2 separate regions of the Homo sapiens genome follow, and region 2 is linked to region 1. A link is an interaction called in ENCODE POLR2A ChIA-PET data of the cell type or tissue named here. Cell type or tissue: GM12878. All regions are shown on one strand. Links, peaks and the distances in the headings refer to the core of each region. The heading gives the core; the rest is flanking DNA. Region 1 has its middle 44 kb from the start of SC5D. Region 2 holds the start of LOC105369533 (a long non-coding RNA gene).

Region 1 (8,267 bases), core at 268-8,267:
GAATGAATTTGGTGCATTATAGAAATGGAATGAAGGTGGCTTTAGCAGAGGGAGAGCTTGTATGTGTGTGCAGTGGGTGGGGATAGGGGTGAGGGGTGGACTAGGTGGGTAGAGTGATAGGGGACCAAGAAGGAGAAGTAAACAGGCACCAAATTATGAAGGGTTTTTCGGGCATTGTAAAGACTAGGGTCGGCTGGGCCCCGTGGCTCACGCCTGTAATCCCAGCACTTTGGGAGGCCGAGGCGGATGGATCTTGAGGTCAGGAGTTGGAGACCAGCCTGGCCAATATAGTGAAACCCTGTCTCTATTAAAAATACAAAAAAAAATTAGCCGGGCATGGTGACAGGCACCTGTAATCCCAGCTACTTGGGTGGCTGAGGCAGGAGAATTGCTTGAACGTGGGAAGCGGAGGTTGCAGTGAACCAAGATTGCGCCATTGCACTCCAGCCTGGGTGAGAGTGTGAGGTTCCGTCTCAAAAAAAAAAAAAAAAAGACTAGGGCAATGATGTTGGTTTATACATATAATCACACTAGTTTCTGGTGACCACTGCATTCATTTTTAAAGTATTCACATCCGCTTGTTTAATAATCAACTCTGGAATTTTGCTGCAGATTGATGTCTAGATTTTCAGTGTGAGGTTTTCAGAAGCTACCTCCCTTTCCCTTGTTCAAAGTTGGGGCATTGTCTTTTGGCATCTCTCTCTCTCCTCTTTTCTGTCATTTTCAATGACAGAAAACTGGAGTGATGCTGAGTTCACACCTTCAAGTTCCTCCAGTGCTCAAGGACGTTGTCCAAACGGGCCTGGGAACGTGAACACATTTTCAGTGAGTAAATTCTCTTTTACTAGATTGTCACATATCTTCACCTTCATTTCTCTTTTTATGGCATTTGTACTATTCTTTTCAGTTTGAAGATATCACTTCCTAAAGAAAGCAGAAGTACAATAGCATCTGAATTAATTTCACTTTCCACTGGTTGTTAAAAATATATCATTTTCCCTCCCTTCTCTTTTTTGCTCTGAACATACCAATCTTGGTTGAAATTTTTATATGAGTTTCAGCTCATGTAGTATATTGCTTTCTAAATATTGGTATTTATACTATCCCTTTGTCTTTTGTACTTTGGACAATTGATGGTGGTAATCACCTTCCTCCCAGATCCCCCAATATCAGGGCGTTTTTGACTCTTCAGTTCCCATATGTCCAAAATCTGGCAGTTCTTAGGTTAGCCATGACTCTCAATTGCGTGTTACAGAAATCCAGTCCAACTGATTTGAGCCAAAAGAAAATAGGCTGGCTCACATGATTGGAAAGGCTGTCTTTGTCTTTTTTTTTTCTTTTTTTTTTCATTCTTGAAAGGTTCTCTAGCTTGGCTACACTAGCCTAAAAAGGAAAAAACAAACAAACAAAAAAAACAAAAAAAGTCCCAGATAAAACTTTTATTTGCCCAGACTTAGGTTACATGCCTACTCCAAACCTGTCCTCATGGGGATATGGTGATCTCATTGGCCAGTGGTGATCACATTCACCACTCAAGCCACATGGCCTGTGAATGGTAAAGGTGGTCCCTCAAAGGAAGAGCAATCAGAATTCTGTATGAGAAGAGGTGTGGGGGGATGGATAATAGGTAAGTAGGAAATAGCAAAGGACCCTTAGAGTCTCATGTCTTATTGCTTCTTCCTTTACGGTGTCACTTGTACTTGTTCTCTTCTTCCCATTTCCCGGGGTTACATTTGATTTTTGCCTCGGTTGTTGAAAAAGCCCCTTCACTCATCTTTCAGCTTCTTCTCTGTTTTGCACAGCCGTGTTGCATGATTCATGGGGCACCATTTATATGAACATCTCTCTGAATGCACAGTGCAACACTGTGGACCAATTTTCTCCCCAACACCGTTCCTTCCCAGGCGATGCCCTCAGACTAAGCTTCCAAAGTGTAGTTCTAAACATACCAGAATCTGCAGAGGCTACCAGGCCAGAAAAAAGTCAGATCATTGTTCAGAGCAGGATCGAGAAACACCATATTTAAAGGGTGGGAGCTGGAATGAGATAGAACAATGAAAAGGGAATAGCGACATTGTATTGGATTAGCTGATGAAGGGAACAGGAGACAGACAGTATAAGAGACAGTTTCCTAAACACATGGAGCTTTTAATATGGTAAAGGGAGAGAACCGCACAAATATCCACTGTGTATACTAGTATGTGGGAGGAGCCACAGGAGGGGTGCTGCCCAAATTTCATAGACAACCTGTGGCTGGAACAATGAGGGACAGCATCGTCAGAGAGGTGGCATTCGAGCGGGTCTTTGGAGGACTGGTAGGGTTGTATTAGCTAAAAGGAGGTGAGGAGGTGGGCAAGCGTGGCACGGAGAATGGTTCGAACAAAGACATGGCAAGTTTGGTGGGAGGTCTGAGAGCGGTGAACAGTTCAGATCGGCTATTTCACAGGGCGGACTGTAAGACTAATTTTCGGCTAGATTGTGGAGGGTGTTGAATAGCATTGGAGTTTGAAGATGACGAAGATGGTTCAGGTTGCTAAAAAAGAAATACACCCCAAGGACAAACAGACATTTATCTGGTGGCTGGGAGGGCCATTTGCCCTTTATATGCTTTCAAGAGAGGGAGGAGCTGAGTGGCCTGCATTCCTGGGATCTGGCACTGGCAAGCCCCTTTTCCAACTGAGGCACAGCGGGCATCGTCCTGTCCTTAGCATGAGGTGTTGGGCCTGTCACCTTAGCAACCAGGATTCATGCCCCAGAACACATTTTAGCCACGGCCCCAGAGCCGTCCTGATACTGAATCTTGATTCTTGGCCCCATCTTGGCTCCCCAGCCAGGCTGTGCTCATTTGGGATTTTCTACTGTAACTGAGGCGTCCCCAGGGTCTCTCTGGGGTCTTGGAGCAGGCAGGGCGCAGAGTGTCAGGGAAATACAGTGGGTCCTATTTGCATGCTCCGTGTGCGGTATCATTTCCCAGCTGATCTGAAAGGTCAGTCAGCAGATCTTGTTTGTGAAAATAGAAAGGAACATAAGTTGCTGACTATTTCTTTCTTAATTCTTTCTCTTTCCCTTCTACCCTGGGACTGGGAGTTGGGTTATGCTTCTTGCCAGGAGCTTTCCTTCCTTGTCAACTGACTGCCTCTCTTTCTTCCCCTCTCAAAGGGACGCGATGGATTTCTTGGCTGGATTTCTGATAGTTTCTGAAAGGCCTTCACTTCTCTGCTGGCAGAGGCTGGCTTCAGTGTGACTTGTGCAACATGAGACAGTATGTATCAGGACTTCACCCCAAGGTGCCCTGGGGAACACACTCCAGCAGGGCATCCCTGCTGACCCCTCAGGGGTCCCTGGAATGGGGAAGAGGGGAGGGCAGGTGGTGGAGTTATAATACATGTGGGAGGCGTGGCCAGTATAGGTGGCTTCCCATTCCCCAGGACACCAGGCCATTTGGATAAAGTCACAGATGCCTCTTCTCTGGTCCAGACTAGTTCAGAAAGTGCTGGGCAATGAACAGATGCTCAGATGTCCTGTGGAGATGATTCATTTCTGTAAGACTTTTTTCCTACTCCTCAACTGCCTTTCAACAAGAGCTTCCTTCTTCTCCTTATGTTCTGTTGCTGGCAGCAGGGTTAGGAGTAGATCTTCTAAACCAAAATGCAGATGCCTCCAACCCAGCCTTCCAGCAGAACAGATATCAATCCTTTGATTGGAAACAACATTTCTGGGCTCTGGTTGCAAGAGAAACACCCCTCCATCCACTACCTCCACAATACACACATCTCTGTGAAGGAAGCTCACCACTTATTTGTAAAAAGGATGAACACTCTTCAAGTTAAGAGAGAATCAGGTGCTGTGGTGGACCACAAGCCTGAGAATACTCAGCAGTGCAACCCAGTTCCAATGACTGACATGCTTTATGGGACCTGTTTGAGTCAGTCAGACCCAGGTAATAAATCCCAGCTCACCCACTTGCCTGTGAGCCTGGGCATGTCATATTCAGAGCCTCAGTTTCTACATCTGTTCAATAGGACGCCAGCAGTACTCAACAGTGATGTTGGAAGAATTAGACAAGCCACGTGTGCAAAGCGTTTAGTGCAGAGTGTGACACACACTAAGCACTCAATAAGTGGTAGCTACAGGTGTTATTTAGGTGGTAGTTTTGCTATTAGTGTTTGGTACTGATTAATCAAAAGGAGGAAGATGGTCTCGAAGTGGGACCCCGTGTGCTCCCGACTGCTGTTGCTCCCACGAATAGGCCAGGCAGCTGTTACAAAATGGCATTTACATGGGAGCTAATTTAACACAATATTAATTTTTAAGATGCAGCTGGGTCATCTCCGGGCTCCAGGGCCTTCCTACTCACATCTGGCACACTGCCCCACAGAGCCAGTCTTCGCCGTGACTTCCAGATTGACCTCAGGAGGGTGTTTGTGGCTTAGCTATCAAAGGGTTGTTAATTTTACACACATACCACATTAACACACACTTTAAATGGTCTCATTAGTTTTTCTGCTGATATCCAGCTTTGAAATTATTGCTCTCACTGCAGAGCCCCCACAGACATGAGCTCTCATTATTTTTAGGGAGAATACCCACACACACCCATTAATCTAGGGCAGCTGCCATTTGGGCATTCTTTGTGGTTCAATTGGTCCATTATATTGGAGAAGTGGTAAGTCAGAAACCATCATATGCTGTTCAGTTGGGACAGATGCAAGTAGAGTAACTCAATTGCACAAATGCAGGAAAAGAGCTGGCTGCATACTTAGGTGAAAAGAATCAGGTGCTGTGGTGGACCACAAGCCTGAGAATAGTCAGCAGTGCAACTCAGGTCCAATGACTGACATTCTTTATGGGAAGCCTGTGGGCATCTGTTGCTTATCCTCAACCTGGCTAATACCCCAAAGAGGAAGCATTAGATGAAAGCGGGACTTAGTACATCTAACACAATTTCAAGGGAGGTTTTATTAAAGGCTAGCTCCTGGTATAGCTCTATAACAACCCCTTTAGCTCTGAGGGTCAGAATGTTACACTTTATTTACTTTCTCTACAAAGCTCAGAACCTTTACTTCTCAGGATTTCTTTTAAGATAAAAATTACCCTATCAAGTTTTGAAGTTGTGTATGGTGCTGTGTTGAGCCCCTTACAAAGAAGAAAGGGGTAGTGGGGCCAAGCACACACACAAGAAGGTCCTGCAGCCCTGGATGCTCACTCATCTCCACTGGCCATCAGAGGTGGACATCAGTGGGCTGGTGGTTAGAATTCTCTCTTGTGCCCTCCCCTGGCCCCTGTTCTACAGGCTATGGCTGGGCAGCCTGAAAAGTATTAGTCTTCCTCTCTTTCGGGCTGGTGCCTAGAAGCAATGGCCAGCTTCCAACGGGGCTAGAGTGATGGGGACTGAGGACACGGGACTATTTGTCAGACTCAGGCCTCCCATCAGAAATTGAGGAGGCTGGAGGTAAGTCTGCAACTTCACTACCGCAGTCATCCATAAAAAGGAACCCTTGGCTAACCATAATCCACCCCGCAGCCAGATGCTGTGCAGACTCTGTGTGTGTCTCACCAGCAAACTAAATAATAATAATAAACCTCAGTTGTGGGGACCTTCCGCAGGCAGCCCTAAAGCTGCTGGCTCTGGGCCAACACCATCCAGCAAAGTATCCAGGCAGGCACTTTGCAGAAGCAGTTTCTCTGCTGGGTATCATTTAGCAGCCATCCTCCCCTTGGACTGTAAGCTCCGTCAGACCAGGTCTTTCTCACCACATGAAGGCCCAGCATAGAGCTTAGTACCCAGTAGGCACTCAATAAGTATTTGGGCTACACATAAACACACTCCTGAATTAAGAGCTTTGAGCCGCATCATCCTCTCATGGCTGTGTGTGTTTAAAAATGAAAAAATATTTCTTCCAAATAACGAAGAAAAAAAATCAAGTTCAGAACATTATGTACTTTGTGATTCCAGTTCTGCACGAGAGAGGGAGCAAGACAGAGAAAGAGGTAGGGAGAGATAGTGAGGGATGGAGAGACTGTCAGAGGTGGGGAGACCCAGAGAAAGGCTGAACCCTGAAATATGAATAGTGGTTTTCATGGGATGGTAATCAGTTTATCTTTCTTGTTTTTCTATGTATTTTCTAAAAATGTTATATATGTGCATGTATTAGAAACATTTTTTATTAAAATTGTTAACAGATAAACACTCGGAAACCTGTGTTTTATTATGGCAACTTGGCAAATAAAATGTCCCCTTATTTACAGAGTCCCTTTCATCAGCTTCAGCCACCTTATTTATGTGCCCTCCTTTCCTCCCAGGGCTGTGATTTTTATTTTAACTTGAAGAACCAGGTTGCAGAGAGGGAAGAAAAACTCACAAAGCTCCCAGCAATCTAGAGGCTGATTTTTCCCAAGCAAGCAAGTCTCTTTGGGGAGGTGAGGAACGATTGTACTGAATGAAGAGGTGATCTAAGGTCAGCATTAAATAGATGTGTTGCTTTTCCCAGAGTCGGCTGAAAAGATCAAGTGACTTCCTCTACTGAAAAGTTACAATTCGATAATTAACAGAATTTCCTCACAGCTTTATAGGCTTCAACTCTTATTCTCTGAAGTGCTGACCTCATTGCCTCCTCTCCTCTCCAGGAAGCAGCAGTCAGAAATTGGAATTTCAGAGGGGCTGGCAGAGTTGCAATGTACCTGAGACACTAGGTACCAAGGGGAAGTAAGGGAGGGTGGGCGGCGGGAGTGGGGGCAGTGGTTGTTCTCTTTTCGCCTTAATTTCCAGGCATTTCAGAATTAAACTCATTGTTTAAATTCGGTAACTATCTAGTCTCAGATGCTTTTGCATACTACCCGGTTCCTGGTATATAATGTTTTATTCACTTGTTTCTTCTTAATGCAGTTTTATATTGTGATCTGCCTCACAAACGATTGTAATCTACCTTAAATGCCCTTTTGAGCTAGAGTGTAGTACAAATGCATCCATTCACTCATTTATTCTAGCTTAAGGTAAAGGCTAAGCTGCTATAACAAAAAGCGTAGCCCCTGTCTTTCTTACACACACTCCCAACGTGAATTGTCCAGGCTGGCGGCTGAGCATGGTCCAATGTGACCTGAGAGCATGTCTGTTTCAGCTTGTGGGAAGGTGAAAGAGAGGAAATCCAAGGCAGGCTGCTTATCTTTTTTTAAAAACAAAAAATTAATAAACCTTATTTTTTGGAGCTGCTTTAGGTTCACAGCGAAACTGAGCAGAAAGTACAGAGAGTATCCATGTGTCTGCTGCCCCCACATATGTTCAACCTCCCCCACTATCCACATCCCATTCCACAGTGGTGCATTTGTTACAATCACTGAACCTACATTGCCACATCATTATCACCCAGAGTTCATGGCTTATATTACGGCTCACTCTTGGTATTGTATATTCCATGGGTTTTGACAAATGTATAATGACATGTAGCCACCATTATAGTATGGTACAGAATAGTTTCACCAGCCTCAAAATCCTCTGTGCTGTGCCTATTCACCTTTCCCTGCCCCAACCCCTGATAATTCACTGTCGCCATAGTTTTGTTTTTTCCAGAATGCCATCTAGTTGGAATTATACAGTATGTAACTTTTCAGGCTGGCTTCTTTCACTTAGTAATATGTGTTTATGTTTCCTCCATGTCTTTTCATGGCTCATTTCTTTTTAGCACGGAAAAACAACAGCCTATTGTCTAGATGTAGCACAGTGTATTTATCCACTCACCAACCAAAGGACATTTTGGTTGCTTCTAAGTTTTGGCAATTCTGAATAAAGCTGCTATAAACATCTGTGTGCAGGTTTTCATGTGGACATTAAGTTTTCAATTCATTTAGGCAAATAACCAAGGAATGTGTTTGCTGGATTACATGGTAAGACTATGTTCAGTTTTGTAAGAAACTGCCAAACTGTCTTGTAAAGCAGCTGTACCATTTTGCATTCCCACCACCAATGAATGAGAGTTCCAGGTGCTCCACAACCTCATTAGCATCAGATATTATCACTGTTTTGGATTTTGACCGTTCTGATAGGCGTGTAGTGGTAACTCATTGTTTTAATTTGCAATTCTCTAATAATATATGATGTTCAACATCTTTTCTTTTTCTTTCTTTTTTTTTTTTTTTTTAAGACAGGGCTCAGCCTCGACCTCCTGGGCTCAAGCAATCCACTCAACTTAGCCTCTCAAGTAGCTAGGACTACAGGCATGTGCCAACACATCCAGATTTTTTTTTTTTTTTTTTTTTTTTTTTTTTTTTTG
Region 2 (8,410 bases), core at 199-8,198, 100 kb after region 1:
ATTTATTTGTAATCCAACAAAGAAACAGGTGGTGAGAATGTGGAGGTCAAAACGGCAGGTGCATGATCTACAGCTGTGACGGTTTAGCATTTATATGGAACATGTTCTGCTACTTGAGATAATGGGAATACAATGGATCTAGGAGCCTGGGAGGGCTAGAAGCAAGGAGCCAGCAAGTCTAGACACATTCCAGAGGACATTATGTCAGTCACGCAAGCCCCATCTCAGCATTCTTCCCAACCCTCAGCATTTTTCCCAACATGCTCCCCTTCTCTTTTTTGTAAAAGAAGGTATCATTATTACTACCATTATTACTAGCCATCATTATTACTAGAGTCACTCTGGTTTGAATGCTTCCCACATATCTCCCCTTTCCCTTTTACAAGAGGATCCTTAATCCTAGGGGTTGCAAAATGATGAAGGTCCATCTTCTGTAACTTCTTTATACTGAATAGGGGCAATGATACTCCTGCCTAACCATTAGGGTCTCTTGTATTCAAGGTAGAGAGGAGCTGAGTCAGAAAGCATTGGTCCATTAAGCATCATGACTCTGGTCGGCCCTTGTTGCATCTTCTCATTCAGATTCAACTGGCTCGTGGCTCATACTGGGGGAACTCAGTGCATGGTTGGGATCCATGGGTCCCTCCAGTCTCCCATTCCATGGTCGTACACATCTTAAGGCATCCACATGGTTCATTCATCTCCCGAAAAAGCACAAGTATACCCTCACCCCCCACGTTAGTAAATCTACTGAAACAGAAGCAAAAACTTCTGTGGCTGTAGCCGGGACCATGCCGTTGCTGAAGCATTTGTTAACTCAGTTTCTGCCTCTGATTAATTACTGCGAGGTAAAACTTTCAACTGATAATGGGAAACAGGTCTTTTCTGATTAACAGAAGGCACAGAGAAAGCAAATCGAGGCTTTTCAAACCTTCAATTCGCATTATACAGGTGGGTCCACTAGATGTTGTGGCTCATGATAGATCTTCAGATGTTTGGTGGGCACCCACACAGGCTCCTGATTGTCACCTGGATAGACACAAGCAACTCCTCTTCCCCATATAATTATCTTTCCTTTTTGCCAGCTTTTTGTATGTGACCATATCTTTTTCTAAGGCCTGCAGCATTAAGATGAGTTAAAGAATGGAATGCTTGTGCATCAGCAAAGACTGCAGACACCAGTGCATCTGCCCTTTGATTATTTAAAGGACCAAAAGGTCCTGTTGGAGAGAAAAGAAAGAGCATTTTTATCCTTGCCTCCCTCCCCTCTATTCCCTTTATATTTGCCCTTTGAGCCATAGCTAATTTCATAATTCAGAATGTTCTTGTCTGTCCCTGCAAATCTCTGCTAGTCTTTGCTAGTCTCTACTTTTGTACCTCTTTAGGGCACTGATCAGTAACCTCTACTAGGGCACTGATCTTATATTGCTAGTCTTCATCTATCTCTCTACTTATCTCTATCTCTCTACTTATCTCTCTCTCTCTCTACTTATCTCTATCTGTCTCTATTTGTCTCTGTCTCTATTTGTCTCTACTTTCTTGTCTCCACTTACTTATCTCTACTTACTGACTTATCTCTGCATCTTTCTTGGAAACCTTTTTTATGACCCTGGGTAGAGCTGAAAAATCCACCCTTTATGCTTCAGCAAGAGACAAAACAGGGACCCCAGACCTGGCACCAGATTGAAGGGAACAGGAAGTGCTCTCCCCTCCCCAAAGCAGGGAAACCAGAGTTTGGCCCTTGCAGATTTCCACTCCACATCAGCATCATCCTCAATTCCCTGGAATGAATTGTTGATCATGGCAGTTAACATACTTAGCAAAACAATGACCATTGTAACATTATAGGCTCCATAAATAACATAACCAATGTTTTCAATGAATTTGTGGTTATAGTTGATGACCACTGATTTCACTTCAGAAAGTCCAAATATAGCCTAGAGCAGTGTCTTAAAACTCTGTTGTGAAGGCTTCACTTTGTTTTGCACCAATGTAGTAGTAGAGGTTGAACATTCCCATCATAAAGGCCACAAACACCACAATGAACACATTCAGCCCATATCATGCCTGTGTGCTTATTAAATCTGTTTTTCTCCAGCAGAGGCAGGTTAAACATGAAACTGAAGCTTCAAGATGACTTGACTTGCCCTACGCAAAGCAGCGCATGATTTATTTTTTCCGGAGACTACTGCCAACCAGGCCTGTGTGTCAGTCTGTAAGCATCCAACAGCAGGTCTACTGTACAAATAGGTCTTTTGTCAGACACTTGATTAACCCAAAATACAGCCTTTCCTGTTGGATTAGTACTACCAAAGCCTCCTGTTCTTCTCACTGTGCTGCTTCCCAGCTTTATGTCAACAACTGAGCAATTCTTTTTCCTGGGGAAGCAGACCACAGAGTTGAGGAACTAATAACTAATTGAATTTCTCTGGTATAATCAGAACCAATCATTTCCGTATGCACAGTGCCACCTCTAGATCTTTCAAGTAATAGACCGACGGTTCCTGAGGGCAAGGGTCCCCCAACTCCCGTGGGGACCCTCTCCAGTGGCTCCCAGGAAGCAGGGAAATGAGAACTGTGCTGCAAAGGTCCACGGCAGCACTGCCCGCCGCGGTGGGAGACAATTGTTGCCGTTTGTAAGGGCACTGGCTGTGCCGGATATGCCTCAGTTTATTGAGGTGCTCTCTAAATAAACAAGCCTCAGATTCCACTGGGTCTTAGTACTACCAATTGCTCCAGGTTTTAATGTTGCAACTACAGGAGCGGTAAGTTTTGTAGCTAATTCATTTTCTCGCCCACTAAGGGGAGAGAGAGGAGGTGGCCATTCACTTAATTCAGCAGGTGGAGCTGAGGGGCTAGTAAAACATACCTTTTTCGGTTTCCCTTTCTTTGATTTCCTCCGGTTTCTGTTCCTCACATTCAGAATCTGAAGTTAGTTTTTTACACTCGCCCTCCTCTTCCTCATCTGAATCTGCCTCATGATCTGTTTGAAATGGCTCAAGAGCTGCTTTTATTAGTGCCCACATTGACCAAACCGAGACTGGAATATTTGCTCCACCTTTATATGTTTTTTTAAAAATCTCTGCCAATTCTCTCCCATTCATCCAACTCCATAGTCCCTTGTTCCGGGAACCATGGGCAAAACTGCTTTACTGCACTGAAGAGTGATAAATTCTGAGCACTAACTTTCACTCCCCCCTCTTCATAATAAACGCCTTAAGAAATTTAAATAAGCAGAATGTCTGCTTTCACTTTGTCCCATTGCTACCCTGGTTCTTCCCAGCACTCAGCTTTCCTGCTGAGCTTCTTTTAGACATCCTCAGGTGTCCTCTGATGATGCGTCCTCTGCTTTCACACGCTCTAGCGTTCCTTCACCGGGGTCTTTGTCACCCCACATTGAGCAGCCAGGAACGTTGGGGTGATCAGACCCAACACCAGGTCATGGGGGTGACAAAGCCCGGCGGAGTCAAAGGATTGAGAAAAAGCCAGTTTGAGACAGAGAAGTGGGACCAGCGGGCCATCACGATCGTGAAGGCCCTGAGCCCTGGGAGCCCCCGCTATTTATTTGTAATCCAACAAAGAAACAGGTGGTGAGAATGTGGAGGTCAAAAGGGCAGGCACATGATCTACAGCTGTGACAGTTTAGCATTTATATGGAACATGTTCTGCTACTTGAGATAACGGAAATACAATGGATCTAGGAGCCTAGGAGGGCTAGAAGCAAGGAGCCAGCAAGTCTAGACACATTCCAGAGGACATTATGTCAGTCACGCAAGCCCCACCTCAGCTTTCTTCCCAACGCTCAGCTTTTTTCCTTAACACTTTCTCTTTTATTAGAGACAAGATCTCACTCACTCTGTTCCCCAGGCTGGAGGGTAGTGATATGATCATGGCTCATTGCAGTCTCAAACTCCTGGGCTCAAGTGATTCTCCCACCTTAGCCTCCTGGGTAGCTGGGACTACTGGTGAGAGCCACCTACATGTCTCTTAACCATGAATTATGTTCACAAAAATCCAAACTTCAGAGTCATTTTGTATAGACCTGTGGTTACAAATTCTCAAAGGCGACTTTCTTTTTCTACTAATAACCCAGCCCAAACCAGAAAAATTTACTTCTGGTTTCCTTTGCTCTGATGTGAGTTTTTTTAGTTGGTCCATTGTCATCATGGGTATTGCTCTCCAAGGATCCTCCCTTGCTCTGGCAAGTTCATCTTCTGTCTCCCAGTAGCCATTAAAATAACCACTTTTAGGTTACCAACATTGCTAAATGCATGGGAGGCAGTGAAGGTTTTATTGTCAGCTTTCTATTCTGATTTCCAGCTCCCTTTTAGTTTTGAATGATGAGAATTTCTTTGACCTTCTATGAGGTCATTTATACTTTTATCAATATGATTATCACATTTTATCTTGTATTTCCAGATGTTTGCACTGGAAGGAATGTTTTGGCTATCTAGTCCACCATGTTCCTGGATATGTATGTCCCCAAGGTGGTTTTCATTCCATCCCACAGTTGTTGGCATTTCCTAACAATATCTCCTCAAGGGCTCCATGAGAAACAGTTACATCTGCCGTGTATTCCTCACTAACAACCCCCTCCCCAATTTTCTTTTTAATTACTGTAGTCCTGCTTAACTCTCACTACACAAAAGAATCTTTATTCACCTCTCATCATCCTGCTACTTCAGACAACACTTTAAAGGCACTGGTCCCACAGTTCTAGCTCATAAGTAGAATAAATGGAAAAAGAAAAAATATGTGTGTGTGTGTGTGTGTGTGTGTGTGTGTGCAGTGTGTATCTATTTATATTCATTTCCTAACTACCAATACTTTGCATTTCCAAAATTGCACCTACTACCTCCATGCCCAGTTCTTGTATTTTACAAAAGCCTGTTTGTGGTGAGCCTTCCTGGCTCTGGAGATAGCTTTGTCCTTTCCCATGGCACTGTGACAAAAACTGCAGCTACCTCTGCAATTTTGAAGTCCTCAGGATATCCATCCCTACTCTAGGAAATAGAACTCTGATTTCTCTGTTTGTGATATTAGGCAACTCTTTTCTGGCATCCAAATCAATCAGTTTTCACAAGAATCTGATGATGTTTGTGATCACAGTCGGAGTCTGTGGAGCCCTACCTGTAGATTCCAGCTACCACTAAGATTTCAGATCAGCTGCCACTCCCCTGACTCAGTGAACTCACTGCAGCTTCAGCATGGATTGCAATCTCCGTTCCGAGCCAGGCCACCACATACAGTTTGCAGGTTGTGCATTGAACAGTTTTAAGAAACACCTGTCAATTGAGAAAAATGACAAGATAAGTCTCAATCATTTTAGGAGGTTTATTTGCCAAAGATATAAGCGTGTGCGCCCGGGAGACAGGACTATGCCTTTCTCTGAAGTTGATTTTAAGGGCTCCAAATTTAAAGGGGAAAGAGCGGAATATTGAGAAGTACACAATTTCCATGTAAGAGGAAGGTAGGGAAAAATAGTCATTCATGCCTTTGTCTGGCTCAGTGAATCTACATTTTTTTACATAAGATGACATAGACAAATGAGGCAGAGGAAAACTGCAGGGAATCTGCATTTTACATAAGATAATATAGACAAAATGGGGCAGGGGAACATCAGATATGCATATGTGTCTGGTGGGCTGGGGGTGACTCCACCTATAAATATAAGCTATCATTTTACATTGCCATGGTGAAATTTTAACAGAAATACATTAAAAGATCTTGCAGCTCACTAGGAATTTCCTTGAGGGCAAATGGGGGGAGGCAAGTAGCTTTACATCTTGTAGCCATCTTATTTAGGAACCAAAAGGGGGAGGCGGGTTTGTGTGACCCAGTTCCCAGTTTGACTTTTCCCTTCGGCTTAATGAGTTGGGGGCCTCAATATTTAATTTCCTTTCACACACCATTCATACTGTATTTATCATAGAAAAACAATAAATACGTATCATAGAAATGGTATGATAAATACGTATCATAGATAAATGATAAATATATTCTGGACAAAAAGCACTCAAGTGTCTTCATGAGAATTTTCTACTTCACACAGAGACACCAGGTGGGCTAGAAGCAGTTGCGCACACAGCTCTGTATTCTCATGTGCTCATTTCTAGACACATTGGTGCTTGGTCCATAGGAAGCATCAATGTGTTAAGCATTTGGGTCTAGGAAGCTGCAGGAAACAAAATACTCCTTTATTATCGCAGGCAAGCCTGTGATATAAATTAGAATGTAGGGCTGTGTTGGAGAATTCAGCAAAAAACAGGAGGCCTTTGTGAGACCTGCTCTTTTCTTATTCTTTGTCAGTTCTTCGGAGCAGACCATTCAGTTTTAGGCAGAGAAATTAGATTTGAGCATGTATGCACAGAAACACATCTTTTAATAAGGCGCCCTCTTCCACTGGCCAAGCATGCACCAATGAATCTTCCAAGCTATCAACAATGAGATTAAATACTAGTGTAGGTCCAGTGTAATGAGGGGGTATAGAAGTGTGTCTTCCCCCAGGAACAAAGTGGAAATGTAAAGAGAGGGAACTGTATACTCCCATTCCCTCATTTCTCAGTTACTGTTTTGATTACATTGCTTTGAGAGTTAATAATACAATAAAGAAACAAAATGTTATAAGAAGTTATTACTTGAAAGAAATAAAACAGTATTGTTATTTGTAGGTAATAAAATTCAGGAAAATCCTAGAAGGGTATGTGTGTGTATATATATATATATATATATATATATATATATATATATATATATATATATAAAATAATCATAATTTATTTAAAGAAGAAATATATAAATAGCTTTTACAAAGATATAAACAGATTCAAATAGATGTTAGAAAACAGTGGAGTTTGGTTGAAATTTCCCTTCCATTCCCCCTTCTTTCTTCCTCCCTCTCTCCCTTTACTTCCTTTCTTTGTTTTCTTTCTTTCTTTCCTTTTAAAACTATACTTCAAAAATTAATTATCTGAGATTAAAATTTTGTAACAAGAAGGCATTATTTGTAGTCACAAAAACTGAGAAATCAGCTTAAATTAATAGTAACAATAAAGACTCTAATAAAGTAAAGATATATATTATGAATTAGGTCGGGGTCTGCATGACTACATAAGATAAATTATGAAATTATATTGGTATACAGAAAAGAATATTTCAGAAATCTCTTCTATACTGGTAAAGAAGTAAAATAGTTTCTCTAATGGATGGATTGCATTAATCAACATCAATAAAAATTCCCACCTAATTATTTTATAGAATCCATAAAATAATTCTGAAATTAATTTTGAATAAATTGGTAGGCAATAATAATAAATGATCTTTAAAAAAGAAGAAGAACAGAGCAAGGAAAAAGAGCTATTCCTTTCCCATGTTAGAATGCATTTTAAATGTGGTGCTGACATAAAAACAGAAATTTCAAATATTATGATGGAGTGGAAAGCTATGAGTATATGAAGTTAAACATAAAAATTTTATAATGAGATAAGAATCATAAGTGAGATATATATGTGTGTGTGTATATGTATGTATATTTGTGTATGTATGTGTGTGTATATATGTGCATACATATGTGTATATATGTGTGTGTATTCCATATATATGCACATATTGTATACACTTTGTAACCTCATCAATAAGCAGTACATGAGCAGTTCAGTCACACAAAATGAAAATCAATAGCCATTTTAAAATCTAATATTGTTAGTCATAATAACAAATCATAGCAAGATCTCATTTATATCTACTAAACCCAAAAGAAAAAAAAACAAGCATAATATTTAATTCAGGTATGTCTTCAAGGTAACTGGCAAGTTCTTAACATTTTTTGGCATTACTCATTAATTTATTTTGGATTCCTCTTTGACAATATGCGTTAAAATCCATAGAGATATTTATATCCTTTGTTCTAGTAAAGCATATCTTAAGGATTTATCTTAAAATAATTCAAAAGAGAGAACTATATTCATGATAATGTTTACTGCAGCATTAATTATAAAAATGGAAAATTGGGATAAACTTAAAATGTTCAACAATAGAGGCAATGGGTAGGGAAAGTCTCATTTTAAGACTAGGTTAAACATTCTGTGCTTCTTTCTTTTGTTTTTTGGAGTGCAGTGACATAATCATGGCTTACTGCTGCATCAAACTCCTCGGCTTCCCAAGTAGCTGGGACTACAGGCATGGACCAGCACGCCAGGCTAATTTTTTAAACATTTTGTTAGAAATGGGGTCTCACTATGTTGCCCAGGTTGATCTCAAACGCCTGGGCTCAAGTGACCCTCCCACCTTGTTTGTTACTATTTATCATGTAATTGCCGTGAAGCAGGTATTTTATATACGATCTCTAATTCTCACACTCATTCTGCAAGTTACGTATTTTTCATTCTCAATTTAAAGTTTTGAGATCTGG

The links. Peaks named below come from ENCODE experiments on the same cell type or tissue, not always from the same donor. Only the 100,000 strongest peaks of a DNase experiment are listed, where the experiment ranks them.
Region 2: POLR2A ChIA-PET joins it to region 1 with 6 read pairs; 1 of 35 experiments calls an interaction of 5 or more read pairs at or near these places.

The regions. Positions count from the first base shown.
Region 1 is chr11:121,332,885-121,341,151 of GRCh38, reverse strand. No RefSeq gene overlaps it. Among named protein-coding and RNA genes, the nearest start is that of SC5D, 44 kb to the right of the region's middle. RefSeq lists an enhancer at 2,694-2,843 and a silencer at 3,424-3,513. In GM12878, for the core only: a CTCF peak has its summit at 5,987; DNase peaks (open chromatin) are centred at 780, 3,820 and 4,704; H3K27ac peaks cover 3,667 bases.
Region 2 is chr11:121,231,929-121,240,338 of GRCh38, reverse strand. It overlaps LOC105369533 (a long non-coding RNA gene), which reads right to left and starts at 3,536. Exons shown (of 3, transcript XR_948108.3): 1 at 2,870-3,536. It also overlaps the pseudogene TRPC6P5. RefSeq lists enhancers at 1-366, 2,572-3,111, 3,112-3,651, 3,574-3,763, 3,652-4,191. In GM12878, for the core only: no CTCF peak of the experiment used is centred there; DNase peaks (open chromatin) are centred at 2,108, 2,908 and 4,078; H3K4me3 peaks cover 1,856 bases; H3K27ac peaks cover 3,021 bases.